Regions from separate parts of the Homo sapiens genome. Here region 1 is linked to region 2. Evidence: read pairs that join two places in POLR2A ChIA-PET (ENCODE). Cell type or tissue: PC-3. All regions are shown on one strand. Region 1 overlaps CLYBL (citramalyl-CoA lyase). Region 2 overlaps CLYBL-AS3 (CLYBL antisense RNA 3).

The links. ChIA-PET counts read pairs that join two places held together with the same protein. Peaks named below come from ENCODE experiments on the same cell type or tissue, not always from the same donor. Only the 100,000 strongest peaks of a DNase experiment are listed, where the experiment ranks them.
Region 1: POLR2A ChIA-PET joins it to region 2 with 17 read pairs; 2 of 35 experiments call an interaction of 5 or more read pairs at or near these places.

What each region holds. Positions count from the first base shown.
Region 1 is chr13:99,815,846-99,818,345 of GRCh38, reverse strand. The region is part of intron 2 of CLYBL (citramalyl-CoA lyase); the gene reads right to left. The region is part of intron 1 of CLYBL-AS3 (CLYBL antisense RNA 3); the gene reads left to right. Among named protein-coding and RNA genes, the nearest start is that of CLYBL-AS1, 88 kb to the right of the region's middle. RefSeq lists a silencer at 318-488. In PC-3, no CTCF peak of the experiment used is centred here; no DNase peak of the experiment used is centred here.
Region 2 is chr13:99,953,654-99,956,153 of GRCh38, reverse strand. All of the region lies in intron 1 of CLYBL-AS3 (CLYBL antisense RNA 3), which reads left to right. Among named protein-coding and RNA genes, the nearest start is that of CLYBL-AS3, 2.3 kb to the left of the region's middle. In PC-3, no CTCF peak of the experiment used is centred here; no DNase peak of the experiment used is centred here; H3K27me3 peaks cover 1,391 bases.

The sequences.
Region 1 (2,500 bases), 140 kb after region 2:
ACGGAGAAAGAACACAGAGAGTGAAAAGTTTTGTGGGCAGGAGCTAGAAGTAGTAAACATCCTTTCTACTCACATGCTATCAGCCAAAGTGTAATCCTAAGGTGACAGATAACTGCAGAGGAGGGGTGGAAGTAGATCTGTGTGCCAGGAGGAAGAGGAAATGGGTTCTGGTAACCAGCTGACTGATCTCTGCCACATAAGTTCTCATATCTGATCAGAAATAGGGCAAGAATTGGAATCCAGGTCTTTCCTTTTTTTTTTCTCCCTTCCTCCTTCCCTCACTTCTTCCGTCACTTCTTCCCTCCCTCCCTTCCTTCCTTCCTTCTCTTCCTTCCTTCCTTTTGAGACAAGTTCTCACTCTGTCACCCAGGCTGAGTGCAGTGGTGTGATCACAGCTTACTGCAGCCTTGACCTCCCAGGCTCAAGCGATCCTCCTGCCTCAGACTCCCATGTAGCTAAGACTAGAGGTGTGTGCCACCACGCCCGACTAATTTTAAAATTTTTTTGTAGATATGGGGTTTCACCATGTTGCTGAGACTGGTCTTAAACTCCTGGGTTCAAGCAATCCTCCTGCCTTGGCCTCCCGAAGTGCTAGGATTATAGGCATGAGCCACCATGTCCTGCCCAGTGGTTTTTCTTTACTTTAGCTCAGTGCTTTTCTTTTTTCTTTTCTTTTTTTTTTTTTTTTTTTGAGACAGAGTCTCGCTCTGTTGCCCAGGCTGGAGTGCAGTGGCGCCGTCTCTGCTCACTGCAAGCTCTGCCTCCCGGGTTCACGCCATTCTCCTGCCTCAGCCTCCTGAGTAGCTGGGACTACAGGCACCTGCCACCACGCCCGGCTAAGTTTTTGTATTTTTAGTAGAGACGGGGTTTCGTGTTAGCCAGGATGGTCTCAATCTCCTGACCTCGTGATCCGCCCGCCTCGGCCTCCCAAAGTGCTGGGATTACAGGCGTGAGCCACTGCACCCGGCCAGTGCTTAAGTTTTCACATCTTCTCTCTCTTAATCACTTTCCCTCTCCTCCACTCTCCTCCCCTCTCCTTTCGTCTCCTCTCCTCTCGTCTCCTTTCCTCTCCTTTCTCTCTCTCTCATACACACATTAAAGCTAAAGATATATATGTTGAAATCTAAACAGGAGAGTTGTTCTACATCTAAGGACACCCAATTACAATCTAGTCTTCTTTTGAGGAAACACACTACGATCTCAATGAAAATCATTCCTGGGGAAAGAAAGTTAGCAGGGATAAAACCTGGTGATGGAACAAGAGAATCTGGCTAAGAGCTGAATCGGCTGAGAAAGAAGGAGTGAAAGCCTACATAATTACATGGCCTTCACTCACATTTCCGGGGTCATTCGCATCTTTGTCAGGCATTATCCCATGGTTGATGGGTAGCAGGAAGTAAAACCCTATCCGCAGCGCACGTTCAGGCTCCCCACCACTTCCATGAAGCCCCAGCCTGAAGGCACTAGAAAACAGTTGGCATATTTATCTTCTTGGGAGCCTTAGTCCATGTGGGCTTCTATAACAAAATACCATAGACTGGGTGGCTTATAAACAATAAAAATTTCTTTCTCACAGTTCTGGAGGCTGGGAAGTCCAAGATCAAGGCACTGGCAAATTCGGTGTTTGGTGAGGACTTGCTTCCTGGTTCATAGATGGAACTTTCTCACTGTGTCCACCCAGGGCCCAAGGGGCAAGGGAGCTCTGAGGAGCCTCTTTCATATGGGCGCTAGTCCAGTTCATGTGGGCTCCATCTCATGACCTAATCACTCCTCAAAGGCCCCACTTCCAAATACCATCACATTGAGGTTTCAACACATGAATTTGAGGGTGACACATACATTCAGGTCATAGCAGGGCCCATTTTACGAGGCTACTGCCTCATTCTTGGGGTTCTAAGACACTTGCTTGTTTTCAGAGCAATTTCACTGTGCTCCTGACCAGCAAAAGTAAGGGCACAGTCATTGAGAGCCAGTTTCAAGCAAAAACATCCTAAATAGCACATCAAAATATCATTTGGTGGTAAGCTTCAGCATCTTGGAAAACAGATATCTGTCCCAAGGTTGGCATTTTGATGTTAAATCTTCTCATTTGTTAAACAAATGAGTTCAAATCAGAACAAATGACCAAGTCTTATTGGTCTCTGGTGACTGTTGTTTATGCCAAATATAGAAGTTATAGCCAGAGCTTAGACTGGACAATGTGAAAAAGAAAATTGCTATTTCATATTTCTCTGTCCTCTGCCAAATCTAACCAGTGCAATGCCTTGAACATTTGGGCACTTGGTAAATACTAAGTTAGTCATTGCGAATATAATTACTATGTTAAGTTGTTTGACTGGAATTCAGAAACAATTGAAGTATGGATAACTGTACCTATACAAAATGCAGCCAGGCTGCTCTGCTGATAGATCTTTAACAAAAAATTTTAAAATTTTTAATTAAATTTTAGTTAATTATTATTATTTTTGAGACAGGCTCTCACTCCCCGTCACCCAGGCTG
Region 2 (2,500 bases):
AATTGGGGGGCTGCAGCCCCGGGCGCAGCTCCACTGCGGCCCACAAATTACGAGCGAGTGGTTAGCGAGGAGCGGGGAGTTGCTGAAAGCCGGGCCAGAACCTGCGCGTGCGGAGCGGCACGAGTAATGGCTCCGCAAGGAGTCGTGATTCCTTTCGAGTGTAATCATCTTTCCCCACACGCCGCAGCGCCGGCCAAATCTCGTTTACATCCAAGGAGTTGCGGCTAGCCGGGCCAGAAACGTGGGCGACACGCCCCTGCGTCCTTGCCCCGGCCCCGATTTCCGCTCCAAGCTGGAAGTCCTTCCAGCATAGGAAACGCTCAACTTCTGGGGCTATCCCAGCTCAGGAAATGGAGGAGGGCGGGGAGGCGAGGGGTCATTGATGAGCCGGCCTGGGTTCCCCCAGGAGCAGGAGAGTGTGAACAACTGTGAGGCGAGGAAAGGCCGTGGGGAAAAACGCTCCTCCAGAGGGCTTCCAGAAGAAACAGTGGCTCCTGGGGATCCTTGAGGTCAGTCTCTTAGACTCCCTGGGGCTGTGAGCTTCTGAGGACCGGGTCCTGAGTTTCTACCTTGGTTCTGGCGGCCAGGCCTGGCTGATCGGGGTCAATACTTGCAGGTAGGGAATGTGCGAAGGCGGTGGTTGCCTTGTGGATTTTCTAACCAGTGGTTTCAGTACAGATCGAATCAGTGTCTGGAGTGTTTGTTCTCTGGTGGGACTGAAGAGGGTTCTGTGGCCCTGTGGTGAGACAGGGTCCGTCCTGGAGCGGGGGTGGGGAGGCAGAGGGCTGGGGTGTGGCCCCCAGGCCTCTCTGGACAGCCCCAGACCTGGAGGCCGCTGGCTATGGCTGTGTCTGGGCGTACACCTGCGCGAGGGCGGTTGTACTCCCGGGAGTGGGAGCTTAGCTTGCTGGGGAGCCTGTCGCGAGCTCTCCTGAGGCCCCCAGTCTGGGGAGCCAACGCCGCCACAGTGCTCTGGGCTCTCAGGAGGGTGTCCTAAGCCTGCAGCTGTCTCACTCCCCCAGTCTTCTTGCTTCCACCTTTCCTCAGGTCTCACCATCAGACACCCATTCTGTTCCTCTCCCTAGCCTCCTTTTCTCAAAGTTGACTCCCGGGTCATTTGGCCTCTACCCCAGGGTCCTAGGTATCCTTTGCTTGCAGGACACAAGGATGAGAGAGGCAGGAGCAGCTAGGATCCTGTTTGAAAATAGGCTTTCTTGGCCTCGCGCGGTGGCTCACGCCTGTAATCCCAGCCCTTTGGGAAGCTGAGGCGGGAGGATCGCTTGAGGTCAGCACCAGCTTGGGCAACATGGTGAAACCCCATCTGTACAAACTATACAAAAATTAGCTGGGCCTGGTGGTGTGCGCCTGTCATTCCAGCTACTTGGGAGGCTGAGGCAGAAGAATCGTTTGAGCTAGGGAGGCGGAGGTTGCAGTGAGCGGAGATGGTGCCACTGCACTCCAGCCTGGGCGATAGGGCAAGACTCAGCCTAAAAAAAAAAAAGGTTTCCCTTCAGCCCCCGTCCCCAGCATGACAGAGCTCCCTGAGCTGCCCAGCTGCTGCTCACCCCGCCATGGTCTGAGAGTCTGGGTCAGCCTGAAAAACAGGAAATTGATCCGGATAAGGACCATCAACCAGCCGGTCAACAATCTGGGAGAAGCACCTTTTAAAATATAAAAAGTGGTTTGTAACTTTGCATACTCCTGTTCCCCCATCCCCAGTGAGTCTGTGCTGAAGAAGTTACAATGGTCAGGCTTCAGGAAGAATTACCAGGAAAAGGAAATCTTAAAGCATAAAGCCAAGTATGATTTTCTTAAAAATACCTGGGAGCCTAACATGATAAACACAAATACTCCTTTGAGTCTGTTGTGCACATTTCTGCTCCAGTGTACAGAATACTTGTGCATGTTAAATATATATTGATCAGACAGGTGCACACACACACACACACACACACACACACACACACAATTATAGCATGTCTAAATCCCACCTTGGAAATTATCAGACCTAGCCAAATTTAGGACAGTGTTGAAGGAAGCAAGACTGAGAAAAGCTACAATGAAAATAAAATTGAAATATTCACCCATGACTTGTCTCTCTACTCCTCCCCTCTCTCCCAGCTCCTACACCATTTAATAAAATAGCATCGTTTAGAGAAAGGAAGGCACGTCAGGAGACATTTTATGAGCTGGCAGAGAATTTGTTGAAGTGGTTGATTTAGAAAATCTGGATACTGACTGCGAAGTTTTCTTAGTGATATTCATATTATGCCTCTTTCTTCCCAATCCAAGTCCTAATAGCTTTTAAGTCATATCTGACTAGGTTCTGTTTATTAATCAGGCTCTGTTCTGATTCTGCCTTTATTGGGGTGCAGGCTCCTTGGCAGTCCCACCTGAGGTCCTCCTTGGATCAGTGGGAGCCCCGTGCTGTGTTCCTTGTGCCCTTTCAGGAGAACTCCCCATGCAGGGCGTATGGGACCCTTCCAGGGTCCTTGCCACT